Regions from separate parts of the Mus musculus genome. Here all the other regions are linked to region 1. The links are chromatin loops, found by intact Hi-C in ENCODE. Cell type or tissue: heart. All regions are shown on one strand.

The links. A loop is a pair of places that touch in the nucleus more often than their neighbours do. Peaks named below come from ENCODE experiments on the same cell type or tissue, not always from the same donor. Only the 100,000 strongest peaks of a DNase experiment are listed, where the experiment ranks them.
Region 2: a loop joins it to region 1, with 2.4 times the contacts of the local background. A loop is called at or near these places in 1 of 42 quality-filtered maps.
Region 3: a loop joins it to region 1, with 2.3 times the contacts of the local background. A loop is called at or near these places in 1 of 42 quality-filtered maps.
Region 4: a loop joins it to region 1, with 3 times the contacts of the local background. A loop is called at or near these places in 6 of 42 quality-filtered maps.

Annotation. Positions count from the first base shown.
Region 1 is chr4:107,174,344-107,182,343 of GRCm38, reverse strand. Tceanc2 (transcription elongation factor A (SII) N-terminal and central domain containing 2) reads left to right here and starts at 3,978. Exons shown (of 5, transcript NM_025617.2): 1 at 3,978-4,106; 2 at 4,640-4,779. The coding sequence starts at 4,681. Tmem59 (transmembrane protein 59) reads right to left here and starts at 3,714. Exons shown (of 8, transcript NM_029565.3): 1 at 3,427-3,714. The coding sequence starts at 3,615. In heart, a CTCF peak has its summit at 3,374; a DNase peak (open chromatin) is centred at 3,833; H3K4me3 peaks cover 3,079 bases; H3K27ac peaks cover 2,408 bases.
Region 2 is chr4:106,668,377-106,676,376 of GRCm38, reverse strand. It overlaps Ttc4 (tetratricopeptide repeat domain 4), which reads left to right. Exons shown (of 10, transcript NM_028209.2): 4 at 1,889-1,966; 5 at 4,629-4,753; 6 at 5,842-5,928. Among named protein-coding and RNA genes, the nearest start is that of Ttc4, 6.6 kb to the left of the region's middle. In heart, a CTCF peak has its summit at 4,117 (motif pointing right); no DNase peak of the experiment used is centred here.
Region 3 is chr4:106,646,061-106,654,060 of GRCm38, reverse strand. It overlaps Pars2 (prolyl-tRNA synthetase (mitochondrial)(putative)), which reads right to left and starts at 2,992. Exons shown (of 2, transcript NM_172272.2): 1 at 2,930-2,992; 2 at 1-943. The coding sequence starts at 930. In heart, no CTCF peak of the experiment used is centred here; DNase peaks (open chromatin) are centred at 630 and 3,020; H3K4me3 peaks cover 1,582 bases; H3K27ac peaks cover 1,676 bases; H3K27me3 peaks cover 1,667 bases.
Region 4 is chr4:107,362,932-107,370,931 of GRCm38, reverse strand. Ndc1 (NDC1 transmembrane nucleoporin) reads right to left here and starts at 2,885. Exons shown (of 18, transcript NM_028355.4): 1 at 2,784-2,885; 2 at 2,055-2,175. The coding sequence starts at 2,843. In heart, a CTCF peak has its summit at 3,518 (motif pointing right); DNase peaks (open chromatin) are centred at 2,921 and 3,131; H3K4me3 peaks cover 1,756 bases; H3K27ac peaks cover 1,366 bases.

The DNA.
Region 1 (8,000 bases):
TTTGTATTTTACAGAATATAAATTCAAATATGGTAAACATTTCAGTTCTATGCATCTCAAGTTACTGACAAGCTTATAGGAAATATAATCTCCTAACCGAGCAAGGAAAGGTTGCTTCTCACCATAATGAGTATCAGCTAAGTAACACAAGGTCTTTGGACAACAGTGCTACCTAGATAGCTTTCATATCCATTTCTTCCCCTTAGTTATGTAGCTAAGTCGGTCTACCTTGTCTGCCTTGCTTTGGCTAATGTTTGTAACTGGTTGTGCTCTGTAGTCCAGGCTGGCCTCATACTCAGAGCAATCCTCCTACCTCAGCCTCCCAAGTGCTGGACTACATGCATGAGCTACATGCCTGCTCTAAAGTATTCTCTTTCTTAGTACTACAAATGCAAACGTGCACAAACCCGACTGCACCCGTATGAGAAGAAATAGCCACCTATGGCTGTGTTAGGCATTGCCCTGAAAGCGTCAAATTATCTTCAATCTTCATACTAGCTCCACAAATATGTGGTTTTCCTACAGTTTACAAAATTAAATTCTAAGAAATCAATTGAATGGTAGGAATACAGTTAACAGTGGAGCCAGAATGGATTACAGGTTTGCACGACTCTGAAGCCCATGTCGTGTACAAACCTGACCACAGACTAGTTATTAACAACAGGCCTTATGTTCCTTACATTTGAACCCAGACATCATACAACTAAATCTATGAGAACAAAGGGCAAAATGTATTAATTTTAGAATATCTACTTTATGTCTTTACAATACTCTATGTCCTTACAATAAATAATTATAAAGTCATTTAGAAAAGATTTTTATCTGCCACTTATCAGATGAAGAGAGACAATGTGAGTTTTATAATTCATTTACTTTCTTATTAACACACCACTTTTTGCCTGCAGCGCAATGCACAGTAACTCAGTGAGGGCCTCTAAAAACCAGTAAAATAAGTATTTGTAATAAAACTTCATTCTTCAGTGGCAACAGCATAGGGCAGCCAGCTTGAAGACTCGATTTCTACTTCACTACTTCTTAGTTATAGGATCTTGGCTAAGCACTTACCTTTTTACTCGTTTTTTTTTTTTGTTTTCTCAAATTTTCCTTTTTTCTTGTTTTTGTGACAGAATTTCTCTGTGTAGCCCTAACAGTCCTGGAACTACCAGACTGGCCTCAACTCAGAGATCTGCCTACCTCTGCCTCCTGAGTGCTGAGATTAAAGGTGTGCACCACCATGCCCAGTAGGAGAGTAAATTTTGAGCTGGGTGCAGCAGACAAGACTATAATCTTAGCCCTTGACATTTACTGATAGAGGGAAGAGAACAGAGTTAGCTGGAGGCCATCTTGGACTGTATGTCAAGACAGTGTCTCAAACAAACAGTCTAAAATATGCAGGTATTCCTAGAATTCAGAGGGTGAGGCAAGGATCCTACCAGAGATCCTACCTCAGAAACAAAACAAATTTAAGTCCAGGACAGACAGGGAGCCAATGATTTGGAGTTCTGGTTAAGAACAGCATTAATAAATTAGTGAAAATGACTTATCAATATCACATCAATTATTAGCAACTAGTGAATATTATAATGCCTAAGGCATCTGATTGGCATGGTGCGTGTGTATAGCCCCAGCAGCACCGAGGAACCTGAGGCAGGAAGGCTGAGACTGAACAACCAACCTGAACTGTAGGCAAATCCTGTCTCAAACACAAACACATCCAAGAAATATCCAAAGATTCCTGGTATCCGTATCTTTCAAATTATTTATGTCCCCAGTATTCTGTCTTACTCTACAAATTTCCTAGGAAAGCCTTAAAAGAGGGAACCAAACATTAACATAACATAAAGCAAACCTCAGCCTAATTCTTGGCCAATTGGTTCGGGTAGAATCTTTTGATGATGCAAGCTTTACTGACTGACATCTAAAGAATTCCTCTTACTCCCTGAGGTGAGCAAGGCAAGCCTTACACCCGTGACCCCTGACCTCAGCCTCCAGCAGGCTGTAATTTACAGGTGTCCATGACCATCCCAGCTCTTCATTTCTCCCAACTATTTATTAATTTCTAACTTAGAAATTTTAAGGCTAGCCGGTGCTGCAAGCCTTTAATCCCTGCACTTGGGAGGCAGAGGCAGGAGGATTTCTGAGTTTGAGGCCAGCCTGGTCTACAGAGTGAGTTCCAGGACAGCCAGGGCTACACAGAGAAACCCTGTCTCGAAAAACCAAAAGAAAGAAAATTTAAGGCTAATCTCAGTACAATCTTGTGGCGCCGTTTATGTTTTGCTTGTAATTGATGACCCTCAGATGGGTAAGGGGGACAAAATGCTTGAAGGTACAGAATTTACACTTTTTAATATCAAAGACAGGAAAGCACTTGTCAATATGGAACATTCTAAAGTCACTGGGACTGCCATTCTAGTCACTTTGTACCTTTAGAAGGCAAAGAGGGAGAGCCACAATGGTTAAGCAAATAGCATACAGAAGACAAGGCCAAAAAAAAAAAAAAAAAAAACCACGCGCATCAGCGAAAGCCCTTACAAAGCCAGGTGGGGAGGGGCATAAACCCTAATTATATATGGAAAATGAGTGGGGAGAACCACCAAGCAATTTAGAATGTTGAGTAAACAGAATTCATAAGAAACTGGAAAACAACTTAAGAAGGCAGAATTAAAGGCTAGGCAGCGGCTGCGGGCAGGGACCAGGGTTAGGGATCGGTCTCTCCTCTAGCTACACAGTATAGGTTTTCCGTAGGACAGTAGAATTTCCTGATCCACTCCACGATTCCTTATCTTCTGCACTGAGTGACGTTTATTTTACTTTATTGTTTTTTGAAGACAGACCCCCCCCCCCCCAACCGCCGCCTCACAAAGGCATCCAGTCCCTTGCGGCAGCGTCTCACACACACTCAACACAGACAGGAAGTCCTCCCTTCCACGGTGTCTGGTAACTACTGAGGCTGACTTCACACTTCAGACCGCAAAGGAATTGTCAAGCTTTCTCCGACTCGGGGAACACAACGCGCTTCGTCCCAGAGAGGCGCGCCATCAACCCAGACTGGAAGGCACTATTTTGTGCACGCCTGCGTCCGCGCCATCCTCCCCACCCCCGCGCTGCTAGTTAGGTCAGGACCTCGCGTTCATCCTCCATCTACCCTAGCAAGCGATCGCCTCCCTGGCGGTCCCGCGGGCTCCCAAGGGCTCGCCGATTCCGCACATTTGTGTCCCCCCCCCCAACCCCCAGCCTATCGCCGAGACCTGCAGCACAAACTTCCGGCAATTTCCGCAGGAGCAAGGAAAACTGCAGCTGCACCGAGTGGGCAGCGGCTGAAGCACAGCTTCACCACTAGGGCCCCGGCGCTGACCCCGAGGTGGAACGACGCGAGCTGGGGCACCGAGGGATGAGGGGAACTCGGGACGGATGGGCCCTGCCTACCTTCGGGTAGGTGTGCAAGGGGTAGGTCAGCTGACAGGCCCGGTGACAGGACGCTGTGTCTCCCAGGACCGAGTCAAAGGCTTCGGCCGCTGCAGTCCCCGAGCCTCCGGCCAGCGCCATAGTCAACAGCAGCAGCGGCGGGAGCCCCAGTTGGGCCTGGACCCAAAGCTTCCCCTTTGGCGCCGCCATCTTGTTCCCCTCTGTCACAGCAGCTCGAATTGTTGCTGTTTTCTTTTCAGGCTTTCTCCTTCTTCCGGGCCAGCCCCTTTCCCCGCCCCTCCGGCCCGCGCTTCCGCCTCCGAGAGCTCCTCGGCCCCGCCCCGGTCCGCCCAATCGGCTGCCTCCTGGCCGGTCTCTGGGACGGAAAACCTCTCGTGGGCGGGCTTGGGGACCCGGCCGACCATCTCAGCCTTGGGCTCAGAGCCGCGCCTGCCCCTTTCTCCGTGCCAGGCCGACTGGGGCCAGTAGTTCTCGGCGGCTTGGAGCGAGCTGAGGGGTGTTGCTTCCCTCAACCACAGCTTCCGCACGCCTCGCAGTGCGTTCTGGGAAGTGTAGTTCCTGCGGGTCACCAGCGAGGAACTGGGCCCCGGAAGAAGTGTACAAATAGTTACAACGCGCGGCCCGGGTGGAGGTCCCGAGGAGTCAAGAGACCAAACAGCGTAGGCAGGCTGATTTTCCCGGTGGGTCTCACGTCGAGCTCTGATTGGATAAGCCCTTTCCAGGCCTCCTAGTGCTGGGGCCAAGGCCTTGCTCGTGGAAGGGTTGGGATTCTCTGACACACAACACTGGTTTCTGAAGCAGCTTCTGTATTGCGCCGGGGTCTGGAGATGGTTGTTGTGGGCCTTAGAGTAATTCTTAGGATTGGGGCTGCCGCGGAGTGGGTGTAAAGAGGGGTTCACTGAGCCCAGTGGAACCCTAACTTCATCACAACTCAACCTGAACTGGAAAAGGATTTCAGAAGTCACCCCATTACCCCGGGTAGTGGAATCCAACTCCCTCCCTAGCATGCCCCTCTGGATCTTAGGAACTTAACCCAGGAAGTAAACTTAATTATAGTTTCAGAAGAGATTTCCTCTTTCGAGAAGAAGTCTTATTTCCTGTAAATACCATCCAAAAGCCTTCATAATTCAGACGTGTTTAGAAAATCCAGTCGTGTCACTTCTGGGAATACACATCTCAACCTTAATAAAGTTTCACCCTGTTTCTTGAATAGAATACTCCTCAAGCACCTGAAGGTAGGCGGAGCCCCCAGCAATGGATAAATTCGTCATTCGAACGCCTAGGATCCAGAATAGCCCGAAGAAGAAACTCGGAGAAAAGGTTTACAAGCAAGCCACGATTGAGTCGTTGAAGGTGAGAAGGAATGTGGGGTCAGAGAAAATGTGCACAGGACTGTCATAAAGAGATAGGGCCAACAGGTTCCATTGTAGGGAATCATGACTTTTTGTTAAGCACCCTTCAGGGACCATTTTTCTTTCTTACATACCCTGTACAGACTTTTATCAGTTCCTGTACCTCTGCTACCCTGAATTAATCCAATTCTGGCTTTAGGGTATGGTTGCTAGCTGACAGGATCACTACCCCCCTTTGTTAAGTTTTTTCTTTTTAAGATGAATTTTTATTTATTTATTTTGGTTTTCAAGACAGGGTTTCACTGTGTAGCCCTGACTGTCCTGGAACTCACCTGTAGACCAAGCTGACCTAGAACTCAGAAATCCCCCTGCCTCAACCTCTCAAGAGCTGGAATTAAAGGCTTGTGCTACTATTCCTGGCCAAGATTTATTCTTATGTGTGTCTGTGTCTGTGTGTGGATATGGTCACTAGTGGCTTTGGCTCTCTTTGGAGCTGTAGTGATAGTGATTGTGCACTACCTAAAGTAGAAATTTGAGGTCCTGGAAACTGAACTAAAGTCCTCTGCAAGAGCAGTATGTGGCAGGAATTCTAGTAGAATCATTGGATCTAGGGAAAACATTAGGATGAAATAGCTGTTGTTCACTCTGTCTAGGGTAAACATCAGAATGAGTGGCTGTGTTCTAGAAGTACTTGGACCTTTAAGAAATCAAGCTGACAGCGATTGTTTTCTGTTAGCTATAGACTTGTTTTTCTGAAGGAGCTGTACAGCCTTTGGTCACAAGACAATTCTGGGACACTTAGAACATCCTGCATTATTGAGCATTGCAAACAGTACACTATAAAGGCTAAACTTGCAGGGGTGTGATGTTTTCCTTCACAAAACATCTCTCCAGCCCTGTTGTTTTTGCTTTTGCATGGCTTTTTGTGGTTCGGTCCACAGAGGCTGGACCTCCTCCTGCCAGCAAGGCCTTAATATGTCCTGCAGTGTCTCTCTTTCTCCAAATGACCTGTGAGACTCAGAACACCGACAGCAACACCTGCTCTCAACCACCCCTGAGCCATCATCTCTCCATCCGAAAAGTTTTTCTCAGGTATATTAATTTTTTAAGTAGGATTCTATATACCAGTGGGTAAAATGACCCTTTCACAGGGGTTACCTAAGACTATTGGGAAAAGACAGATATTTATGTATTTACAATCATACCAGTAGCAAAATTGCAGTAATGAAGTAGCAATGAAAATAACTTTATGGTTATTATTTATGGAGATCAACCCAGCATGAGGAACTGTATTAAAGGATTAGGAAGGTTGGGAGCCACTGCTCTAGACAGACCTAGTGCAGTGTGAATGGTGATGCTTTATAGTGGTCCGACACCTTATATGTAGTGTTTTGGCCAGAATTGTAGCACAGGGCTTCATGACTCATGGCTCCACAGGCCCACCCTGGACCACAGAGACTTAAATGTGCTGTTTGCTTGCGGGAACTAAGCTTGATTTTAACTAGTTAGGAAGGGGCAAGGACTATTTACAAATAATCAGTCAAGCACACCGGTAGCCTTGCACTTAGAGGGCTAAGGCAGAAAGATGGAGCGTGCCGGGCATGATGGTGCACGCCTTTAATCCCAGCACTCGGGAGGCAGAGGCGGGCGGATTTCTGAGTTCGAGGCCAGCCTGGTCTACAAAGTGAGTTCCAGGACAACCAGGGCTACACAGAGAAACCCAGTCTCGAAACCACCCCACCCCCCCCACCCCCCAAAAAAAAGAAAGATGGAGCATTCAAGAACATAATGGGTTGAGAGCAAGACTTTTTTGAGAAAGAGAAAGAGCTATGTTAGGGTGTAGCTCAGTAGTAGAGTGCCTGCTTGCCATGTGTGAAGGGTCCCCAGTCAGCCTCCGTTACCACCCACCCACCCCCAAATGGAAAGCATCAGTCATGTGACTGCTAAATGAACTGTGATATACTGGGAGCAACTTGCAGAGAGTCCTTTTGGTCACTTTGCCTTTCCTGCATTTCTGGCTTCTTTTGACTTTTCCTCCTTGGCTTCTCTATCCATGAGTTCTGCCTTGTTTTGTGTGCTTAACCAAGGTGACTATATCCATCCCAAGACTCTGTGTGTAAGTGACACCCCTGCTCCTCCAGTCTAGATATCTAAGGCTGAGAGGGCATCTGGGGCTGCAAACGGTGGTGGTAAGGCAGTGTTCTGAGTACTTAGCTTAGGTCCTAGAGATGTTCTTTTCCTGGGTGCCCTTCTAGACTCGCCAGACCTGCATTAGAGAGCAGTGAAGGAAGAGGGCCTGCCAAGACAGTTTTGGGAGTGAGGACAGAGCTGGGGATTAAACCTCTTGAATGCTGAGTATGGAGCTGTATCTAGATCACCAGCCCCCATACATCTATAATCCTTTTGCTAGGAATCTTTACTTATTCCATTGTCTTGGAAACACTATGGTATAGTGATGAAGAATATGCTGGAGCCAGGCAGGCAAGATGGCTCAGCAGGTTCAAGGTGCTTGTTGCCAAGCCTGAAGATTTTAGTTCAGTCTGGAGAACCCCATGGTAGCAGGAGAGGACTGCCTCCCATAGCTTATGCTTCTGTCCGTCTCCCAGGTACAAAACCACTCTGATCTGAGGAAGATGGTCTTTGTGTCGTTCATCTAACTTAAGTATGCTCCTCTTACTGCACACACTTCGGCTTTTTCAAAACTGCGTGTGTGTGTCCTGCTGCACTCTGAGCTTCGTGAACATGTGTGCCCTCTTGGTTTTGTCCCTACTGACTGGACATGTAGGATATCTTTCTAAACAACCAGGTCACCTAGAACTCTACAAGTTTTGTCATTACACATGAGGTCTTTCCTGTTTGGCTCCAGCATGACTTATGCTTGTGGCTCTTCATTTATGTGAGAACTTTCTGGCTATGCCCTCTTTCTCTCTCTCTTTCTTTCTTTTCTTTCTCTCTCTCTCTGTCTCTGTCTCTCTCTGTCTCTCTTTCTTTCATTTGTCCATCCGTCCATCTGTCCGTCTGTTCATCCATCCTTTTCTTCCTGCATGTCTCTTTTAAGCTGTTAGGGCTTTCTTTTGAGTTGGTGCTAGTCCCTTTTCCTATAAAATCTTTTTCTTTTTATAGAGTTAATTTCTCATTTTTCTACTCAATCAAGAACTACTTTCCTTGGAAACTTAGCTCATAAGTTACATACAGGGACTCTGAGATATTTACCTCTGAATG
Region 2 (8,000 bases), 510 kb after region 1:
AAGCATATGGTGTTACAACTAGCATTTTATGTAGGGACTAGGGGTTGAATCAGGTCCTCATGCGTGTACAACAAGCACCTCTGGGAGGCAGAGGCAAGCGGATCTAGGAAATTTCTTAAATTGGTCCCTTTCTTAATTCTTTGTGCTCTTTTCTATTGTTTGGAGATTGTGGCTGCTGGTGCTCTCAGTACCGAGTGAGAGAATGGCTTAGTTCTTCCTTACTGAACCACCACTGTGCTCAGGGGCTCCAGTCCAGACATTGTGGTTTTGTGTCTGCCTGAAATAAACCCCGAGTCCCCCACCAGCTTGGCGGTGCTGGCTTCTGTCAGTAGTGGAGGGTAAGGCGGCGGCTGGAAGTCTGATGGCCTTGCAGTCTGCCTCCACTCCCATTGCAGAGGCCCTCGGTGCCTTTGTCCTTGTGTAGTGTGGCTTGGTAGCGCAGGGCTTTTCCTCTGCTTTGTTTTTAAATCCATCTCTTTGCTTTACAGCTTTCATTATATACTCTGTGTTCTGAGTGCTTTTGTGAGTGTCTAGGACCTGTAAATCTCAGCTACCTGGAGAATGATGCAGGGGGATTACTTGAGTTTGAATTCAGCCTAGACAATGTAATGGAACTATTTCTCAAACCACCATACCAGTGGGAGATAACTCAGTTAGCTTGCTTCTTCACCGATCCTCACACGTTGGTCAAGTGTTTCTGAGGATAATTTCTAGAAGAACCCTGTTGTTCACAGTATGCCCTGTTGTTCGCAGTATACTCTCCAGTGCACCTGACATTGTGCGGGGCGGTGGGTGTGGGGAAAAGAGGGGAGAGAACATGCGTCCCACCACAGTTCCGGGAGGACTGCCGCACACTTTCCACGAAGCCCCCAGGTGGGTATCTGGCTGTGTGAAGCCACTGACCCCACCCAGCGGGTGGTGGACAAAGGGCAGCCCTAGGTACCAGGTTTCCAGCCTCCAGCATTCCACGCTGAATACGGCATAGGAGCTAAGAACAGAATAGGGGCCCTGGGGCTGAAGGGAGGAGAGGGCAGGGGGAGAGGGCATTTGATGGTTCCCACTCGGGCGAGAGTCCTTGATCCAGTCTGTGGCTGCAGCGCAGGAAGGCCTTCTGGCGGGAGGTTAGATGCGGCTTGTTAGGAGAAAGCCCATCTCATCATTCAAGCAAGGTGGGCCTTAGTGATCAGAGACAGTCTATGGTTTTAGAGCTTTATTGTAGAAAGGCAGGGAGAAAGAGAAGGTAGAAAGAGAGGCTGGCCATGGCCACATGGAGGGGGTCGAGGGAAAGAGAAAAGGAAGGCTAGAGAGTAAGAAAGGTGAGGGCTAAAGAGAGTGAGGAGGGGCCAAGTAGCCCCTCTTATAGTGGGCTGGGCTATCAGGTAACTGTGGGGAGGAGCATACCTGGCTTTAGACAGGTAACTGTGGGGGTGGAGTCTAGCCAGAATGCCAGAAGCTTGGGACATTGTCTGCGTGACTGATAGTCACAGAATTATGGAGTTGGGGGCTCTGTGGTTTCAGGCACCTGATTCTTGGAATGTGGCTCGCTTTCCTGTCCCTTGAGATCTTTACTGGGTCACTGGAACAAGCCCTATTCAACCAAAATAGATTGCCTACCACAGTCCCACAGCACTGTTCTTTCCCACATCCTCACCGGTTTTGGGTTGACTTTAGTTTCTAGTCGCTGGTGACACTGGGCATTTTTTCCTCCGGCCTGCTGGATGCTGCGTACTCTTTAGGACTAGATGAGCATGACTGTGTTTGTCCAGAGCATGTTCACTGTTCTGACTCCTGAACCTTGCTCAGGAATTGTCTCTGTCAATGCTGTGACATTTGGAAGCATTTTGATGGAAAAGCTTATTCTTTCTTTTACTTAATGGCATTTCATTAGGCAATGTTCGTTCTTCCCTCAATGATGTGCTGGCTGCCAAGAAGCTAAAGCCCGGTCACCTGAAAGCCATCATAAGAGGTGAGTCTCCATGAGCTGCGGGTGGCCATCATTTGGGAAAATTAGCATTGTGTACCAAAAGCTGCCATTGAAAGCTTGGCTCCTGACTGCTGGGGACTGGGGAAGTCCTTTAGTCCTGCAGACTCCGTGGGAAGGTCCTGCTTCCTCCCAGCGGCTGCTGTAACTCAGAGCTCCCTAGAAGGCTCTACCCTTCATGCCGGGTGTGTATGAGATTGAAACTACTCGTTTTAAATTAGTAAAGAATAAAATTAGCCGGACGTGGTGGCCCACGCCTTTAATCCCAGCACTTGGGAGGTAGAGGCAGGCAGATTTCTGAGTTCGAGGCCAGCCTCATCTACAGAGAGAGTTCCAGGACAGCCAGGGCTACACAGAGAAGCCCTGTCTCATAAAAACAAAACAAAACAAAAACAAAAAAGAATAAAATTAATTAAGACATAGCACATTCAGATTTTTTTTCACATTCTAATTTTTTTCCTAGTTTAGCTGATCGAAAGGCAAGATAATTAAATGCCATGTTGAAATTAATTAAAAGATAAGTGTGGGGCCTTTGCCAGAAACTCTGCTGCTGGACTGTTCCCACGTTTTTCATGTTGTGGTCTGACCTTGCAATAACAGCGCTTTTACTAATTATACTTCACTTTACTCTGAGCTGAGGGTGCTTTGCAAACTATTCATCATGTATTGAGCCTCCCTATACTGCCATGAGTCAGTTTAAACCACTTAGCTAAGTAATGCCTCTTCAGGTGTCTGTGGCTGGGTGTACGAGTATGTCCGTGTCCCTCGGCTACAGGACAGAGGCCCTGAGTAAGGGTTGGCTGGGAAACTACAGCCCTGTGGAATCAGCCTCTGACTCATTGTTGCTTCACCTTATATATAGCAGGACCTCTGCTCTTAATGTCAGTTTGCTCACTCTGGGTTCAATGAGGTTAGAGTCTCTAAAAAATAAGTATGCATTTGTTTTGTGTGTGCAATATGCATGTGAGTAGGCACACATGCCGTGATCTCTGTGTGGAGGGCAGAGGACAACCTCTAGAGGTAGACTCCCCTCCTCCACCATGTGGTGTCCAGGGAGAGAATTTAGGTCATCAGGCTTGGCAGCAAGGACCTTTCCCTCCTGAGACATCTCACCTATCTGGGGTTATAGAGTCTTTGATACTCAAGCTGTCTTAGTTAGGGCTTTCCTGCAGTGAACAAACACCACGACCAAGGCACTCTTATTAGGACAGCATTTAACTGGGGCTGGCTTGCAGGTTCAGAGGTTCAGTCCAGTGTCATCAAGGCAGGGACATGGCAGCATCCAGGCAGGCATGGCACAGGAGGAGCTGAGAGTTCTACATCTTCATCTGAAGGCTGTAGCAGAATACTGGCTTCCAGGCAGCTAGAATGGGGGTCTTAAAGCCCACATCCTCAGTGATAGACCTACTCCAACAAGGCCACACGTAGTCCAACAGGGCCACACCTTCTTATAGTGCCACTCCCTGGGCCGAGCATATTCAAACCATAATATAAGCCTTATAATAATATTCTGATGTTTTAAATTTCTGTGAAAGTCTAAGAGGCTATGCAGAGACCTGAACATGATTGCAGTGAAACATTTTAGAAATAGAATCAAGGTATAGCTTAATGGTAGGGCACTTCCCTAGCATGCACAGGTGCTGCAGATTGCATCCCAGAATGAAAACAAACAGCACCCTATACCAGACAAGCAAAGAGTAAAGGGAGGCAGTTTAAAGAGATGGCTGTATAAAAAAGAAAAATGTGTTTGGGCTTTGGTATTGATTGGTGGCTGAGGAAATTCTGCTTTATACTAAACATCATCTGGGGACTGGAGAGGAGGCTTAGCAGTAAACAGAACATTAGAACATTCTACTCTTGCACAGGACTCCAGTTCAGTTCCCAGTGGCTCACAGCTGCCTAAGACTCCAGCTCAAGGGCTATCTGACATCTCTGGCCTTTTCAGGCAAACACTCTCTCTTTCTCCCTCCCTCCCTCGCTCTCTCCCTCGCTCCCCCTCCCTCTCTTTCCTTCTCTCTCTTAAAAACAATTTTATTGTTGTTTAAAATTCTTTTTTCTTTCAAGTTTTATTTATTTTATGTATTCACCATTGCTCTCTTCAGACACACCAGCAGAGGGCATCAGATCCCATTGCAGATGGTTGTGAGCCACCATGTGGTTGCTGGAAATTAAACTCAGGACTTGTGGAAGAGCAGTCAGTGTTCTTAACCACTGAGCCATCTCTCCAGCCCTTAAAAACAAATCTTAAAACACACACACACACACACACACACACACACACACCCCATCTGAGATGGCCTTTATTCTCCCATTTGTAGACAAGGAATCTGAAGCTCAGACATGGCCTTTGTCCAAGATCCAGCAGGTAAATGACAGTCATTTTCTAGCCCAGCCCTGTCTGACTGTTGTTTGATGAGCTGGGCCCTGTATACCTGGAAGACTTGGAAGTTTTGAACAAATGGGGTTGAGAGTGATTTCTGATCAACAGTACACAAATCCTTCCTTGTCTAGGAACTGAACTACAAAGAGCCCTGTCCTGTCTGCCCTCCTGGGGCTGGCTGGTGACTGGTGAGGGAAGGAAGGCCTTTTCAAGGTGGTGCTTTCTGAGCATGTTGTTCTGAGATCCTCAGGACTCTGATTTCTGCAGGTGCCCTGTGCCATCTTGAACTGAAACACTTTGCTGAGGCTGTGAACTGGTGTGATGAGGGACTACAAATTGATGCCAAAGAGAAGAAACTTCTAGAAATAAGGGCAAAAGCAGACAAGCTAAAGGTTAGTGACTGTCTGCAGACAGTTTGCATTTGCTAGTTAGCATTCCTCAGATTGTGTCTCAAGTCGCTGTGGGAATATAGTGTGTGCATTCTAACAGTCTAGAGTAGTGGTAGCTGGCTTTGCACTGCCGACAGCAGAGTGTGAATGGGATTCTGACAGGTAGTTTGCTGAGAGAGGTGACGCCTGAGCCCAATCTCTGAATGACGGAATGAGAGTTTGCTGAGCAGCTGATTGATGCCGAGGGAGAAGACTGTTCCAGACAAGAAGCCCTAGAGGGATACTTCAGCAAATCTGAGTTTAATACTACTTTTACCACTGCTGAAGTGCTGAAATGAATCAGGACAAGTTCCTGATATTTCTTGGTCCCTGCTTTGAATATGAGAAAAATATATACCTTGAATGATTTTTTTTAATGAAGATGAATTGAGCTAAGCAAGTTTTCACACTTTCAAGAGATAATACACAATAGAGACCATGCAGTCTGCAGAGCCTGACACATTTGCTCTGTTCCCTTTGTAGCAGAGGTTGGCAGATCTCTATTAACTGCAAGCCCAGGGGGAAGCAGGAGCTGCTGGTGGTGGGCAGACTGGGGAGAAAGTCTGCCACCTGTGTTTCTCTCACTGATTTTAACTGTGCAGAAGGCAGAACCTGGGGTTTTCGGCAGCCATACCAGAGAAGTTGGGGTTCCCATGTAGTACTTGTCTACTCCACTGGGGACCTTGGATAGAGATGCCCTCTCTCCTTTATTGGTGGCATCTTCCTTGTCTGCCTAAGTCTACTTTGGGGGCACCATCAGGGTGACTCAGGGGTACACTTGGCTCTTAGCAGCATCCTTCACTGAATTGTGAGTTCTTGCAGTACAAGAACGAAGGGTTTTGTTTTGGTTTTGTTTTTTAAAGAACTAGGTTTTAAATTTCTGCCGACAGTGGGCCTGACTGTGGGGGCATGCTTTGTGGACGGTCACTGAGCCAGCCACTGGCAGTCTCTGAGCAGAAGGATGGTTTGCATAGAGACCAGATCTCTTGCAGGCTGGGGTAAAAGCAAGAAAGAGTTCCGTGGAGCTGACAACATCTGAATTATATTTCCAGAGGATGGAAGAGAGGGATCTGAGGAAGGCAAAGTTGAAAGAAAAGAAGGAACAGCATCAGAATGAGGCTCTGCTCCAGGCCATCAAGGTGAGTTCTCGAAGCATAGGCCTCACAGAGTGTGAAACCCCCTGGCTGTGTGAAGCCTCCTGGGGCCTTTGTTGGGGTGCTTTGCCTTCACAGCTGTGCTTATTACCCCGCCCGACCTCTGGAGTCAGAGCACCACGTTCAGTTAGCTTGTCCCTCCTGTGCCGGTCTCAGCAACATGCTGAGTGTGCGCTCTGAATAGTCATCCTCTCCCTCCCTCTCACGGCAGCCCTCTGGGGAAGGCCTTCTTCCTGGTTTACTAATCTTAGAAGAAAACCGCCCATAGTAATGGTGTCTGAGCCAGGGCCATGCTCATCACTGTAACATACTGCAACCCGAGAAAGCCACGCTTTTAGGATGTTGCTTTAATTAACAACAGTAAAACCCTTCCTGTCCTGCATTCTGAAGTGCGCGTAGTCTAGGAGGTCCAGTGGCCAAGCCAGTTAGTGCTTAGTACTTCCCTGAAGTGAGTGTCTGACCTACAACTTGAATCCTTGATGCCTGGCTAGTCTCCCATTCAACAGGTGATGCTGCCTGGGCTGAGGCTTTAGTCTCATTCTGTGTTCACAGTTACACACCATTTCAGTTACTGACTTAGAGAACTTAACACTGCTAAATCTACTCACTTGTCTCTCCCAGTAAGCAGTCTGGTAACATATATTAACAAATTCAATATGGGCCGGAGAGATGCTCAGTGGCTAAGTACACTGCCTGCAGAGGACCTGGGTTCTGTTCCCAGCACCCACATGGCAGCTCACAACTGTCTGTAACTCCTCACACAGACATACCTGCAGGCAAAACAGCACAGAATTATAACACACACACACACACACACACACACACACACACATAGGATGGCAGACAGATGCAGTGGCCCCATGTCTGCAATTCCAGTACTCGAGATGCAGAAGTGGAAGATGTGGAGTTTGAAGCCAGTTTCAAATAATAGTAAAACTCTTATCTCAAAAGATAAAATACAACCCAACAAACAGAACAGTACAGTATACTCCAGGTTTTTAAATTTGATATTCAGAGAGGATGTGGCCATTTTCTTGAATAAGAGACCCAGATAGTTGTATGTAGACTTTTTTTTTCCTTGACTGTATTGTATATGTGCACCACATGATTTATGTAGTGCCCACAGAGTAGTTGGGGTATTAGGAATTGAACCTGGGTCCTCTGGAAGAGCAGCCTGTGCACTAACCATTGAGCCATCTCTCTAGCCCCACATATAGATGTTTTAGAAATTTTCTAGTTATTTCTTCTAGTTAAGTCCTGTACTTTGGACTGCAGTACAAATTAAAATCATTATCAACAGTACAAAGCTGCCTTAGTTAGGGTTTCTCTTGCCATAATGAAGCACCATGACCAAAAGCAAGTTGGGGAGGAAAGGGTTTATTTGGCTTACATTTCCATGTAATAGTCCACCTTTGAAGGAAGCCAGGACAGAAACTCAAGCAGGACAGGAACCTGGAGGCAGGAGCTGATGCAGAGGCCATGGAGGAGTGCATTAGTTTGCTCCTCATGGCTTGCTCAGCCTATAAAACCCAGGACCACCAGCTCAGGGATGGCACCACCCACAATGGCCAGGGCTTTCCCCCCATCAATCACCAATTATGAAAATGCCTTACAGCTGGATCTTACAGAGGCATTTTCTCAATTGGGGTTCCTTTCTTTTAGATGGCTCTAGCTGTGTCAAGTTGACATAAAACTAGCCAGCACAATGCCATGTTTTATTGATGGCTTAAGGGTAGAGGCTGTAGATGGTGACACTGAGTCAGCTCTCTTTGTTTAGGTATCATCCAAGGCTTTCCCATAGGCAGTGGTACAGGGGACTACTGTCAACAGACTGCTTGGCCCTCAGTAGCTGATGCTTTAAGAAAAAAATTTGCCAACCAGGGTGTGGCACATGCCTGTGATCTGAGCACCTGGGAGCTGGTGACAGGGGGATCAGAAATCCAAAGCCAGCTTGGGTTACATGAGACTGTTGCAAAAAGAAAATTAAAAGTTTGCTAATTTCTACTTTAGGGGCTATCATCCAAATAACTGGTATCCACTGTACCAGGCTGCCAGGA
Region 3 (8,000 bases), 530 kb after region 1:
TGTGTGCCCCACCTCAATGCCTTTGGTTTCTGTCAGTGGACCCTGGCAGTCAGGGCAGATTTTTTGTGACAAGTCTAGTATCTCTGTGTTGGCGGAGAAGTGGCAGCTGGGACAGACCACAAGGCGGTCCTCTCCAATGTCCACTGGTAGCTGGAATTCATGGGACATCGTGCCCCCGATGCTGCCCACATCTGCCCTGGCCTTCATCCATTGCAATCCCAGCCTGTCAAACAGCCTACAGTAAGCATCACACACCAGGCCGTAGGTTTCCTGGGCAGCCTCAGAGGAGGAATCAAAGGTGTACATGTCCTTCATATAGAACTCCCGGCCACGGAGAAGACCAAACCGGGGCCTGGGCTCATCCCGAAACTTCCTTGTAACCTGGTACAACAACAAGGGGAGCTGCTTGTAGGAAAGTTTCTTCTGGGAGGCAACCAGGGCTGTAACCGCTTCCTCATGAGTCGGTCCCAAGCAGTACTCTTTGCCGTGCCTGTCTCTCAGTCTCAGCAGCTCCCTGCCCATCAGGTCCCAGCGGCTGGTGGCCCGCCACAGCTCAGCTGGGCTGAGGCTGGGCATGTTGATTTTCTGCCCGCCGATGGCCTGCATCTCCTGGTCTATCACCCGCACAAGCTTCTCCACGGCACGCACTGTATAGGGCATGAGGTGGTAACAGCCAGGGCTGGCTGGAAGGATCAGGCCCACTTGCAGCATCAGCCGCTGGCTCTTACAGGTCAGGTCGCTAGCTCTGCCCTCCAGAGAAAGCACCTGGTCTTCCCGAAGGTTCTGAGGCTGGAACATGCGGGATAATACCAAGCGCTGCCCTCTCCCGGGCGCACGATGGTAACACTTGTGGATGATGTATCTGCAGTGACGGAGGCTGCAGGCAGCCAAGGCAGACAGTGTTCTGCATCTTGTCAGCAGACCTTCCATGACACCCTGGCACCTGGAGAAAAATGAGTCACGTGGGATGACGATTAACTTGGTTCTCAGCACGGGATCCAAGATGTGGATCCTTCCATGTCTATTAGCCCAGCACATCACAGTACCACTTAAAGAAATCCATCTGGGTATAGTGGCAGATGCATTTAATCCCAGCACTCCAGTACTTGAGAAGCAGAGACAGGCAGATCTCTGAGTTTGAGGCCAGTCTGGTACATAGTGAGTGCCAGAACAGTAAGGGCTATGTAGAGAGACCTTTTTTAAAAAATACAAAAACAAACAAAACAGACAAAAAACCAATAGCAGCAGCAACAACAGAAAGTCATATTCTTCTGATTATGAAAATGTTACCAGCCTGTTGTGGAGATAGCATCCAGTTATGCGCAGGCTCTAGATAAGGCAGTCGGCTCTAAACCAACTTCCACTGGCCACTTCCAGCAGCCTGCCACATCTGTAGCTACCCGTGTGCTAGAGTTTCATCATGAAATGATATAACCACCAGATCAGCCTTGTACATTTACTGTTGAGAATTTTTTTAAAGGTAGAAAAAATTCTCACAACAGTTTTTGGCACAGGCCATGAGCCTGGTGGATGTTTGATATTGTTACTATTTCAGAACACTGGGGAGAGACCCTGAAACAAGTCAATTGCAATCTCACAGGCAACAGCGAAGAGCAGGCTTTTTTTGGTTTTTGTTTGTTTGTTTTTTCTTCAATTCCTTGTCTCGATCCCTACTAAGTCAGTATTGCTAGGCGCTGAGGCATATTTGTAATCCCAGCACTTGGGAGCCAGAGGTAAGAGAATCAGCTAGGTTTGCACATCTGAGTTCCAGGACATCGGAGGAAATGAAAATCTGCCGCAACAAAAAAGTCAATATTGTTTTAACTGCTCCTCTCACCCACCACACATTCCTGGTCAGTTTGCATCTTCACTGTCCAAACTGTTGAATTTCTGACCTATATATTCTCCCATCTTTGGAGAACATAGTACACGCTATTTGAAACTTAGTGAGGCAGAATCTCTTCAGACAATGGTGCCCCTGCAGATCTGAGTATCACCCTGCAAAGCACCCTCTGGCCAAACCAGAAACCTGCCCTCATCTACTCTGCTCCACAGTACTGTCACAGTTTTTAGTCCTCTGGCCCAGCCTGCTCCACCTGACCAGCCTGCACCTCAGTTCAAGATACCATCATCCGTGACTGTTAAAACAGTCTCTACTGGCCTCCTTGCATTCCTTACACTTTCAACTTAACACAGGCATTGGTAATGACAGTTTCTTGCTGCCTTTCGAGTGTACCGCAGATCTCACCTGTAAGAGGCCTTTTCCCTGCCTTCGCCCTATTTCAGGTACACAGTACATGAACACACACACGATCCAGTCAGGAAAACTGCACACAGTGTGCTTGCAATGCCTAGTGCCCTAAAGGTTTGTGTATTATGATGCCCAATTCATAGGCTCTGAGATGGATCATAGGGTCATAGGCTCTGATTTGTGTCAGGTGACATCAAAAGGCCCATGGCCATTCTGGATTGCGGGAATTTGCCTCCAAATACCACCAACGTCAGCGCAGCATACAACAGCGATGAAACTTCCAACCCCTGCTCTATCTTGGCCTTTACGAGGAGTGAGCGTACTGCGGTCACTTCATTCCTCTTTAGAACCCTAAGGCGGCTGAGCCACCAGGTCATCCCCGGGACCGGTCCAAAATGGGCCCTTTTAGGAACTCTGTGCCTCTAAGTAAGGGCCACGCAAGGATAACTAGGGCGGAAGTGTTGCTCTCAAACAGCGGGGGTGGAGATGGGGAAAGGTGAACTGCAACCGAGCACACGACTATCCAATAGCCTGTGGCGACTGAGAGGATGCACGCGAGACAGCAGACACCAGATCGTGGGTGCGCGTGCCCAGAAACTGTCCCTAGATTCGCTGGGCCCTTCCTAGCCACCCTCCAAGTCCAGCGGCCACCGATGCTCACCAGCAGCAACTCAATACCTGAGTCGGGCGCTCTTCAGTCACGCAAAGCCAGTGCGCCTGCGCCGACATGGCCGGAGCCTCGCCCCCTGTGTTTCTCACCAATCGGAAAGCCGCACTCACGGGAGGGGGCGGGATGCTCCGGTCCCACGCTCTGGAGAGAGGCTGGAGAGGTTTTCCGGAAAGCAAACCAAAGAGCCTCGCTCTCCCGCCAAGATTCCGGAAGTGCCCTCTAGGAATTAGCAAGGTTCAACTCTATGATCAAACCTTACTTTAAAGGATTTGAGTCCTGTTTTTACCGCCCACTGCTAGGCCCGGTCTATGTGGAGAGCAGGTTCATTGACAATAGCTATGTTTCAAATCTACGCTATGATTGAACAAGCCACAATTTAAATGAGTTTAAAACTATGAAACACTTGCATAAGGTCACCTGTATTACAATAGCCAAGGAAGTCTTTTTAAAAAATTTTATGAAGCAGAGATGGGGTTTAATAAAGACATTTTAATATAGGCTGAAGCACTAGGCTTAAAAGCACCAGGGGAACTGGAGAGCACGGATGTGGCTTCTCAAAGGCGAGTGTCCCTGAGTCTTGAAGATGCGACTTGAAACATTCGTTGCTGTGCTGGTTAACAACCACTGCTGTGCTTCAGAGAACCAGTGTTCGGTTCTCAGCACCCACAATCACTGAAACGCCAGCTCCAGGGAACTCCAAAACCTTCTGACCACTGAGGATACCCACCTCCACTCCCACACAAACTCACACACACATACAATGAGGCTGGGTCTTTTCTTCATTTACAAGATGTATATGTACATGGTTTACATAAGTGTGTTATGTGGTATGTTTGTATGTGTGTAGGAACACATATACACGTGTGAACTAGTGTGTGAAGGCCCAAAGCTTTCATAGGTGTTTCTCATCCATCTCTACCTTATACACTGAGGCTCTGAACCCCCTCTTCATGTTTCATGGCACCCACTTTACCTGATGAGCTGTCTCCCCAGCCCTCACAAAATAGTTTATGAATAATTACATAGTACACGCTACTGCTGCAGCTGTGGGGAAGCAGAGAATGGGGAAAACAGCTCCCAACATTCATGTTAGAAGTGATGGCCTGTAAGCTGACACAGTCAAACTTCAGCCGACCAAGTGTCTTAGTCTGCTTTCAGTGGCTGTGAGAAAGATAACAACCAAAAGCAACTTGGGGAGGAAAGGGTTTGTTTTAGCTTATGAGTTACCGTCCATCCCTGGGGTGGGGGTGGGTAGCGAGGAGTCAAGTCTCAGGACAGGAACCTGGAGACAGGAATTGAAGCAAACACCACTGAGAAATACCGCTTACTGGCTTGTTCCTCATGGCTTGCTCAGCCGGCCTTCTTGTACAACCCTGGAGCACATGTGCAAGGGTGGCACCTCCCACAATGCACTGGGCCCTCCCATGTCGGTCATTAATCAAGAAGACTGGCCTGCAGTGGAGCCTCATGGGGACAGTTTCCTAACTGAGGTTCCTCTTCCCAGATGACCCTAGCTGTGTCAAGCTGACAAAAACAAACAAACAAACAAATAAATAAAAAGCAGACAGTAGGGAAGTGGGGCAGTAAAGACTCAGAAACCAAGACAAAACCGGATTTTGATAAAATTAATTTTTAAAAATTACCACAAAAAAATCCATAGAAAGAAAAAGTAAGTTGCCGGTCAGAGGGTGTTAAATGTTCTGAAGACAATTTAACTTAAAAAAACAAAACAAAACAAAAATGGGGTAGGGAGCTGAATGGTGCATAGGGTGCCCACGGAAAGCCACCATGAGTGTGGCATTTTAGCAAAGACCTGAAGAAGGAGACCGTGTAGCTGTCTGAGGGAGAATGTTGCAGGCTTGAAACAGAGTGGAGAGGGCCCTGAGGAGGAGCTGCCTTCCAGTTAGCCTATTCAACAACAACCACACTTTCTAAACTGCCTTAAGAGTGCTGTACCCCTTGGCAAGACCAGACAACTGTGACAGTGACACAAACTGCTCTCAGCTCCCCCGGAGCTTCCCGAACAGCCTGTGATCTGCAGCAACACTGGGGTTCAGGGAAGCCCTGTAGGAGTCCAGGAGAGTGGGAGCTTTACTGAGGAAATTGTCTTTACCTGGGAGAAGAATGGGTCTGGCAGGCAGAGGGACCAGACACTCAGAGGCCTGGAGCAGAGTGAGATGACAGGGGTGACAGGTAGGTGGTGGGGCTGCATCATTATTTCTCACAACTCCTGGTGTTACCAGAATTATAAAGGGCCAGAACCCAGGTCCCCCAAACCTCAATAAGCCAGATCTGACCGCCTGTCTTCAACAAGCTAGGAGTAGGAGCTAGACGCCCTGGGAAGCAGACAGATAGCGGGAGGGGCCTTGGCTAGCTGAACTTCCCAAATGGCCAGCTTCATTCATTCTCTGCTTCCTGAATTGAGGCAAAAGCTGAGTAGCTCAAAACAAATGAAGACCTTGTTGGCTTTTGTCTCTCACCAGCAGGCTACATGGTGTTAAATTGACTCAACGAGTCACAGGCCTGTTCAGGACATGTCACACAACACCTGGCTAATCAACCATCCTTGCCTTCCTCAAACCGACCAACCCTAGGTTGAGGGAGGAAACCTCTTTATAGGCTTTAAAAGGCTAACCCGAGTCTGGCTTTTCAGCTTCCCCAGTCTCCCTTCTGCTTTGCACAGGGTCTTTCTCTCTGTGTGTCTGCTGCACATACCTGTTGCCTCAGCAGTAAATGCTGGTCTCCAGCTGCCAATTCTAGCTGAGGTCCTTGAGGTTTCTCAGATGCCCTTGTTGAGCTTAAGATTTTTCCTGCCTTTTAACTCTTTAACCGGCAGAGAAAAGAAACCCAGGCAGGACCTCTAGACTGTATCAATCCAAGACCCCTAGACTGCATCAAAGCTGTCCATCACTGTCTCCACTCTAGCCTGACCTGAAGGGTGAGCTGACAAATTGCAATCCACTTCCAGGAGACAGCCTTCTGGGTGGCTCAGACTTTAGTCTTTTCCTTCCCCTTGGTGTGAAATGCCTGGAAGAATTCTAATTTCTTAGGGGTGCACTGTTTCCATAGCCAAAGAGAGGAACACAAGTGCCTCTGTAAGAATATCTTCATTCCTTCTGGGCATGCAGGCTCCCCTGAGCCAGTGCCTGATACCCAGGCCAGGACAGTGCTGCAATCATCGTGTCCATCACTCCTGAAGCAAGCAAGGTTGCTGAAGTGGGGTGAGCCCAGGCATCAGTTCCTCAGAGTCTCCCGTAAGACGATTCTGAGTCCATGCTGAGTTAGAGCAACTGGCCTACAAGAAAGATACTAGACAACCTGGTGAGGAAGGGTGGTAGATTGATAGAATCATTGCAGCCTCGAGTGGAGGAAGACATGGCTTGCACAAGAGAGAGAGCACATGACTGTAATGTCTGTCAGCCTGCTTAGAATGGCCAGGCTGAGCTAAGTGGTCCTGAGTTCTTCTGTCTCTAAGAGACACTCTGGGTCTCTGCAGCCCAGCTTTATGTGAGGGTTTTCCTTGGGGTCTGGGGTCCCACAGGTTTTACTGGGGCAATATTCTTCCTACCGGGAGAGAAATCGTGTTCAGAATTTCTTGGGACCCATGTGCCCACGGGACCCTTTTATTCTCCCTCTGCCCACGCACGTGGCTATGAGCCCTCCAATCTGGAAAGTTCAGGTATCTTTGTACCCTGAGGTATTAATTACTTCTTAATTAGCAGTTCCAAGGCTGAAGAGCCCAGTGGTCCGGAGCGGCCTAATGACCTGCAATGTTTGTGCCATCGCACACCTTCACAGCACTTACTAACAGTAACTAATTAAAGCTCATGAGTCCCTTGGGAGGCAGACCAGCATGCTGTAGTGATCTATGAGTCACAGGAGCCTCTGCAGCCTGGAACAGAGACCTGGCCAGACAGCCACAGTCAGAATAGAGTTTCTCCCTGTCATGAGTCCAGGGTGGTAGAGACCCAGGGTCTGATCTGTCATGCTAGCAAGCCTCCTGGGAGATATTTCAATCAATCAATAGTAACTTACTGGATGCCTTGATTTATAGCGCACATTGCTAGTTTAGCCCCACAAGTTAGAAAAGTTCACCTTTTTTTGTTTGTTTGTTTGCCTGCCAGTGGAAGCAATGAGCAGCTTGCCTTGTCCCACACGCCTGGGAGCGTCCTCACCTCAGTGGCTTTCCCTGGGCACGCTCAGATCCTCCTGAGGGAGGCCCTAGTGTGCTCTTCTCTGCATCCTCAGCACTGCCAAGGGCCATAGGCTTGACTTAACATATCAACGAATAGAGGAAGGGACAGCTTGTCTACCCCTCAGATGGCAAGCTCCTCTGACACAAGAGACATCCCTGCATTCAGAGCCCATGACCTTGAACCAAGAGGGACTCTAAACATGAGTGGAACTTGCAAGATGAAGGTCCCGATAGACTCTCTAGCCACAGGGGCCTAGGGCTTCTGAGGAGATTGCCTTTCAAAGAGGAGGGCACAGTACCTTGTCATGTCCTCAGATGTGACATTCAAGCATCAGACAAAACTTTAAACTAAAAGCGCTGTGTGAGTGGTGGCAGAAATATATTCAGACTGTTCATTTGTATGCTCATCTCTGTAGTTAGGTAATTACTTGTAAGTAATTAGGTGTGATTCTGAGTGGAGGGAAGTTGAACAGCACCGTACCCAGTGTTTAATGGACTCTTACCTATAGTTAACACTCCCATATGACTTTGCCTGTTGTTTTCCTCTGACAGCTCCACTCCCACTCACAGGATTCCCTCCTCCACTTCCTCAGGCCTTTGTTTAACTGTCCCCTTGTCAGCCATGACATCCTCTTCCCCGTTGCAGTCCACCCACAGCATAGCCAGAATGCTCCCCTTTCTCTTCTGTTTTCTCTCTAGGACTTGTCACCATTTAACATAGTAGAGGCCTTTGCAGTTTGGTGGTTCATTCCCCCCCCCCCATCCTTCCCCTCCCTTCCTCGCCATAGAACAGGAGCTACAGCAATGCCTATCCCAGGAGGCATCAAACGTTCTCCTGTAATAGCTAAACAGTACACTAAGTACTTCAGGCTCTGCAGGCCAGA
Region 4 (8,000 bases), 190 kb before region 1:
AGAATTTTTAAGAATTTACTTGTATGCTGCTGTCAGGTCCAATAGGACATCAACACAAGAACTCCAAAGTAAATTATTCAGATTTTGTTTTGGGTACTGGAAAATGGTATTAGAATTTCTTTTAATTCACACAGATGTTGCTAACAGAGAAAATACAACCATATGTAAACATTTCATCATAGGAAAGCTACCATAGTAACAAGCCAAGTTTGTTTTCAAAATGTAAACAGTATTTCTGAACTTTATATAGTAAAGGCAATTAGTGCCTCAGCTAAGGAAAAGTAATGTGGAAACAGTGTAACTTACCAGTCCTAAAAAGGGTTAGTCTAAACAACAAAACCCAACCAGACACTCAACAACCAACATGCTTCCAAGTTTAAACTATGAGTATGTTACTATCTAAAAATATGAACAAAAGAAAGAGACATGAGACATGCTGGCTGAATAGACTCACTTAATAATGAAAGCAATTATTTTCAAAGTAGAATTCAGAAACCAAAATTAATCCCAGATTTCCTAGGTCTCCAACAATTAATCATCTGCCATCTCTGCCAGGGCTTATGGGTTATGTTCATCAGTCCTGCATGATTCAGCAAATATGACACACATCAGCTAAAGCATGATTGTATCGCTTAGTAGCGATATTCTCAAAGGCCAAACAACAACGACAACAAATTCTAACTCCTTGATGGCCTACACTTTCTTATAAGAAAAATAAGGAATATATTATTGAGAAAAAAAATCTCCCAAAGTAATTTGTGTTTTTTAGTCTTAGGGAATATTTTCAAGACTTCAAAACCTATTCTGTACCTTTATGACTTTTTAATTTTTTTAATTTGTGCTTCAGTGAACTCATGGACCATAATGAGTCTTGTATGAGTGTGCTTGCTCATGCACACACATGTAAAGGCCACAGCGACACTAGCTCTCTTCCTCTGTGGCTCTCCTTATTTTTTGAGCTAGGGTCTCTCACGGAACCGAGAGCTCAGCAGCTGGCTGGCTGGCCAATGAGCCACAACACTGGGGTTAGGATATGCATCACACAGCTGACTCTTGATTGTACTGAGAATCTAAATTCAGGTCTTCAACTCAAGCAGCAAGCACTTTACCCTCTCAGCGTCTTTCCAGCTCCTAACATCATCATTTTATTTTCACATCCAAAGATTCCAATAAGCATCCAGCCTGTTTCCATCTCCTCTGTCTCAGCAGACTTGTACTAAGTCTTCCCTGACATTCTTTAGTTTTTGGCCTCTCTTCTCTTTGTTGGCTACAACATAAGAATAAAGTATTCTTTAAATAACTGTATAGCTTTTTCTTATTGCTTTTGAAATAGTTTCTCTATATGTATCCCAGGCTAGCCAGGATCTCTGGAGCCTCTTGCTACACTCTCCTAAGAGTTGGATTATAAGAATGTGCTACAACTAGCTAGATTAGACTTTTTTTTTAATACCAGTCACAATTCCCATCTGCAATTTTAAATGGATGGCAGGGAAAGGAAAAACAAGAAAAGACAAGGGAACTGGGGCTGGAGAGATGGCTCAGCAGAGGGCTTTTCCAAAGGACCTGGGTTCAGTCCCAGCACCCACATGGTGGCTCACAACCATCTGCAACTCTTCCAGGGGGATCCATAAGCACCAGGCACACACGTGGTGATGAACATACATATATACAAGTTAAATACTTATACACATGAAAAATACAAATAAGCCAACTTTTCTTTTCCTTTTTTAAGGAAAAGACAAAAGGATAAATACTTGTGTGGCTTCCTTTTCTTTTTTACTGCACCTCTAGGGATTTACTATATATATGCCCCAGATTGGCCTTGAACTCAGGTCGTCCTGCCTCTGCCTCCCAGGACACTGGGCCATCACACCTAGCTGTGTATATAAGTAGTCTTCTAATGATCTGTCCTGTCATCATACATAATCCCTGACACACTTACTGATTTTATATAACAAAAATGACAGTTCTGTGAGTGCAGAAATGCAGAGAGTGAGTGCCTTTACGTAATGTTTTAATGTCAATACAGACAGTAATTAAAAATCACCACTTACCTGACAGCCACTGTATAGGGTGGAATAAATTGATGCTGCTTAAGACTATAAAGGCTGTGATGCAGACGGGTAGAAGCACTACTGACCAAACGATGCTGGTAACTATCCTCCAACCCAAAACCTAAAATTAAACACAACTCTTCAATCAAGAAGTCAGTTACTCTAACTCAGACATGCAAATCCTGCTTCTCCATTTAGGCTATTAACATGAACCACTACTATTTGCATTCTCTTTACTTCTCTCCTTGCGCCCACTCCCCACCCCCCAAACACAGAATGGATGCAAGGAGGTGAGCTCTCCTTAGCTGAAGCCTAGAGTAGGCTGTCTTAAATAAACCATGAATATATGCTCGGTTTAGCGTCTCCCCAACCCCAGAGTCTGCTAAGGCCACATTCTTTCAACACAGAGCAGCCCTTCCCGTTTCCTAGCCCAAGGAATCAAGCCATTTATTATGCATTAGCTCGAATCACTAACCTTTTGCTCTACAACTTTTCCACCAAATTTCCATTCGGGCCATCCCAACCACGCTGACAAACTTCCACTTCGGACTCCAGCTCAACACCCCAGACCTAACTTCCACTCGGGGACGCCCACACACCCTTGCACCCAATCCCCGAGGCGGTCAGATCCCTACACGCTATTCCTAAAGCGCCTCCAAGACAGGCCCCTTTAGCCAAGCGCGCAGGCACCGCCAGAGAGGCAGGGAGCGCCACGGCTCGCTAACTCACGCGCCAAAGGATGTCCCGCGGCGACCCGCCGGCGCAGGGCCCGCTCGCAGCCGTGGCCATGGAGATGGCGGCCCCCGCTCTCAAGCGTGCCGGGGACAGAGTGTCCGCCCGCCACCACTGTTCAAAGGCAGGAAGGCCCCGGGAGGACCCAGCTGGGGCTGCCCGGTACGCTGCCTGGGCAGGGTTCTGCAAAGCCGCCAGACCATCTCTCCGCAGCTTCGCCTGAACAGACTCAACCGGCCAGAACTTCCCCGTAGCCACATGCCTCCAGGTGGGCTGTGACTCGAGGAAGCGTCCTCTGGAGTCCAAAAAGTCCTTCCGAAGCAGGGTCCATCTGGGCGTCAAAAACAAAGGGCGACGGTGCTGCATGCTGGGAACTGTAGTCTCGACGACCCCTGAGAACCAAGGGGAAGAGGAGCGTTGCATTCTGGAACTTGGAGTTCCAAAGTACAGGCTCGCGGTGTAACGAGAAGCAAGTTGGGGTGTCCTAGAACTGGAGTTACAGTTGTTGGCTGCCATGTGGTTACTGGGAATTAAACCCGGATACTCTAGAGGAGCAGCCTTTTACGGGACTCACCTCCCAGCCCCTCCCTTTCTCTTCTATTTTTTTCTTTCTTTTTTTTAACTAAAGCTGTAATAACCACTGGGAGTGAAAAGGTTGTTATATCACTTTTTCTTCCAGAATGCCATCTTTCTTCTTCTTTTTTTTTTAAAGATGCATTTATTTTATTTATATGAGTACACTGTAGCTGTCTTCAGACACACCAGAAGAGGGCATCAGATCCCATTACAGATGGTCCTGAGCCACCATGTGGTTGCTGGGAATTGAACTCAGGACCTCTGGAAGAGCAGTCAGTGCTCTTAAGAGTTGAGCCATCTCTTCAGCCCAGAATGGCATCTTTCTAAAAGTGAAACCACAGGATACTGAAGCTGCCGTCTTAATACTCAGTAACTTCACTGAATTCCTTTTATTAAAAATAAAGTGTTTTATTGATAAGAAAGGTATGTTTTGGTTTTTAGCTTCAGCTATTAATACTTGTTAAGTGCAGCATCTTGATCCTCACAGAGCCTCTATTTCTTCAAGTGTAAAATAAGGATAAAAACACAACATCCTGTTAATGGGGTAAAGATGTAAATACTATATACTATAAGACAACTATTGAAGGCTGGGGTGTGACTGAGTTGTAAAATGCTTTCCTGATATATACCAAACCCTACAGCACCTCCCAAAACATGGCAGCACTCAAGAAACTGAGGCAGGAGGCTATAAAGCTCAAAGCCATCCTTAGCTAGTGAGTTTGAGACTAGTCTGGAATATGTGAAACAGCTGTCTCCAAAAAGAAGATTACCATTGGTGGAGAGGTAGCTCAGCTAGCTACATAAGCATGAAGACAAGAATTCAGTACCTGGACTCCAGGAGGAAAACCTGAACATGGTGCTGGACAGGTGCTAGGCAGGTGCTGGGCAGGTGCTGGGCAGGTGCTGGGCAGGTGCTAGGCAGGTGCTGGGCAGGTGCTAGGCAGGTGCTGGGCAGGTGCTAGGCAGGTGCTAGGCAGGTGCTGGGCAGGTGCTAGGCAGGTGCTAGGCAGGTGCTGGGCAGGTGCTGGGCAGGTGGGCAGGTGTTGAGCAGGCAGAGATAGGGAGCTCTATGAGGCTTATAGCTAGTGAGCCAAGCCTACTCTGAGCTGTAGGCACTTGGGAGAAACAAGGTGGAGGGAGCCTGAGGAACAACACACAAAGTAGACTTCTGGCTTCCACACCCACATGCACAAATGTGCACACATACAAACACAAACATGCACACATACAACTTCTCACTGGCTCAAATTCCTCTCTCTGATTACTTTTGGCCTCATCAAAAACCTAGGTGAGTAGTGCTAACAGCTTTTTTACAATGCTAACATTCAACACCCTAGGAAGGCAGAGGTAGACATGGTGTCTTGCTCACTCTGTATAAACTCATAGGCTACCGAGAGAAACTGAGATGGCACAAGATACTCTGTACTGTTTGCTAACAATGGCTTCTTGGCTTATTTAAGATATCATATTAACTTCCAAAATTACATTAATACCAATCACACCTGAGCCAAAAGACAAACTGGGATTATACTTGGTTGATCAAGAATAAACCTGTCAAGAAGAAATCTTTCCAAGTCACAGAGAAAACTTTTTTGTTGTTGTTGTTGTTGTTTTTTTTTTTCTAGACAAGGTTTCTCTGTATAGCCCTGGCTGTCCTGGAACTCACTTTGTAGACCTGGCTGGCCTCGAACTCACAGAGATGGGCCTGTCTTTGCCTCTGCTGGGATAAAATTCATTCACCACCCGAGTCTGGCTTCAGTCTTCACTTTTTTTTTTTTTTTTGGTTTTTCGAGACAGGGTTTCTCTGTATAGCCCTGGCTGTCCTGGACCTCAATTTGTGGACCAGGCTGGCCTCGAACTCAGAAATCCACCTGCCTCTGCCTCCCGAGTATTGGGATTAAAGGCGTGCGCCACCACGCCCGGCCAGTCTTCACCTTTTAATCCCTCCCTCCATTCATCTGCCAGGATTCAGGGTGTGGCTGGGAACTAGGGTCATATTGGACCACAGGAAGAGGGTCACAACTGTGGAAAAATGAGCCACTGAGCTTGAAGGAAACCGGTATTTAAAGCAACCACAGCAGTCCGAAGGAACCTGCCTTCACCTCCGCGGTTAATCTACACAGGAAAGATGAAGTCTTCAGAGTCAGGATAGTTTACTTTTTATAAGATTTCTCACATTGCTTTGCTTTGCTTGGACTTTTGAGGCTGAGTCTTGCCATTAATCCAGACTGGCCTCAGCTTACCCCAGTGCTAACATTCCAGGCCTGGACAGGGTGCCCTATTTTTTATAGCCTTAAGTCATCTTTTGAAAGATGTTTGCCGGGGCTGGAGAGATGGCTCAGTGGGTAAGATCACTGACTGTTCTTTCAAAGGTCATGAGTTCAAATCCCAGCAACCACATGGTGGCTCACAACCATCCATAGTGAGATCTGACACCCTCTTCTGGTGTGTCTGAAGACAGCTACAGTGTGCTTAGATGTAATAATAAATAAATTGGGGAGCTGGTGAGATGGCTCAGTGGGTAAGAGCGCACCCGACTGTTCTTCCAGACTGCTCTTCTGAAGGTCTGGAGTTCAAATCCCAGCAACCACATGGTGGCTCACAACCATCCTAACCAGATCTGACTCCCTCTTCTGGAGTGTCTGAAGACAGCTACAGTGTACTTACATATAAATAAATAAATCTTTAAAAAAAATAATAATAAATAAATCTTAAAAAAAAGAAAGATGTTTACCCTTTTTGTCTGACTCTGTCTCGCTGCTTATTGTTTCCAGAGTGCTTGTCACATTAACAGAAGCCCAAGAATGCTTATTTAATGGACAAAATAATGAGGAAGACAAAAGAAATTAAGTATATCAGAGAATGTCCATCTGGAACGACTTTTGATATCTAGTTCAAAGAAATGTGTAATGTAGAAAACTGACCAAAGTGTGGAAAGGCTGAAAGAGCACAGCAGGCAAAGAACAGATGGCATGAGGGAGTGGGAGAGTTATTGCCCAGCACACGCCCAGTGAGCCCAGGACCAGGCCAGGCTGCAGAGGGAGATGAAGGAGACACTGCCCACTTAACCACAGCTATCAGGCAGAAACTGAGGACTTAGTCCCCTGAAGCGGTCGAAATGACCACAAGCACCCACACCACCCGCAGTCGCTGTGTGATCTCCAGGTTCCTTGCCAATGATGAGACCATTTGTAAGCTGTGGTATTGAATGAGGTTTTGCTCAGAAATTATCTGGTACATTACAGGATGTTACAGGCTCTTGGTTGGGTAACCATGTTGTAACTAACTCCCCAGTCACTCAGGAGCTGCTATGTCACTTCCTCTTTTCCTGCCAGTGAAAACTAAACAGGAATTCAGAAAATGTTCCCTAGACACACAAAACTATAACACACACACACACACACAAAACAGAATAAGATTAACTAACATGTGATGTAAATGAATCAATACTGCTGTGTGTAATTATAACTCAGTAATTATAGAATTTACAAAAAAAGTCAAAATTTAACAAATCACAAACGGGAGTTGAACTAGAAGGAATTCAAGGGCTAAAAAACACAACAGCAAAAGGGGTTTTGGTCATAAAAAATATAGAAGAAAAAAGGATTTTTAAAAAGTGACCTGCAGGAGACTGTCAACCATTAAAGAACAGGCTGAAACCAAAGATATAAAAGTGACTAATAGAAAAAAAACAAAAACCAGAGTGACTAAGAGAGGGCCGAGGGACGGCTCAGTGGCGACAAGCACTGGCTGCTCTTCCAGATGACCAGAGTTTGAGTCCCAGCATCTATGGAAATACGGTGGCTCAAGACCTACTGTAACTCCAGCTCCGGGGGATCCAACGCCCTCTTCTGGCCTCTAAGGGCACTGTACACACATGGTACACAGACATACTTGCAGAAAAAAAAAATCTATAAATAAATATTTTAAATAACTAAGAAGACTGTATTAAAAATAAGTAAAAGTGGCCAACAAAGAAGTTAGGCAAAGAAGCTCTAACGTCTGGATAGCAGAGCTCCTGACCACCCTGGACCCGCAGTTAAGCTATCCAATCACACACAGAAATATGATGATGTCCCTTTGTTTTAAAATTGCTCTAATGTTTTTTTAAATATTAAAAAAATATCTGAATCATTCATTTCAAAGTCAATTGTATAGATTTTTATATTTTATAACTAGTAAAATAAATGGGCTTGGGGTGGCAAATAACCCTTCATTCTGCCCATTTGCTTAGCTCTAGGCTCAGTCCTTCCCAGAGAGAAGGCTCTTACTGTATTTATTCATTTACTAACTTATTTACATCTTATGTAAAGTGGTGTTTTGCCTACATGTATGAGGGTGGCAGACCTCTTATTGTGGGCTTCCAGGGTCCCACCTGAGGTGCTAATAATGACACAGAGACATCTGTACAGTCTACGGCTGTTGGCCTTTTTGCTGGGGCAGTCTCTCAGCTAGACCATCTATCTAACTTAGGCAGCTTTCTCTGCCATCACTTCTCACATGGCTCTCACTGTTCCACTCCCGGCTCCACCCTGTCTCCCTTCTGTCTACTCCCCAGTCCTTCCCTAGCGCCAGCCCAGCTACAGCAGCCCAGCTCTTTATTATGTAAAAAGCCACAGTCCTTTCTCATCCAGTTGG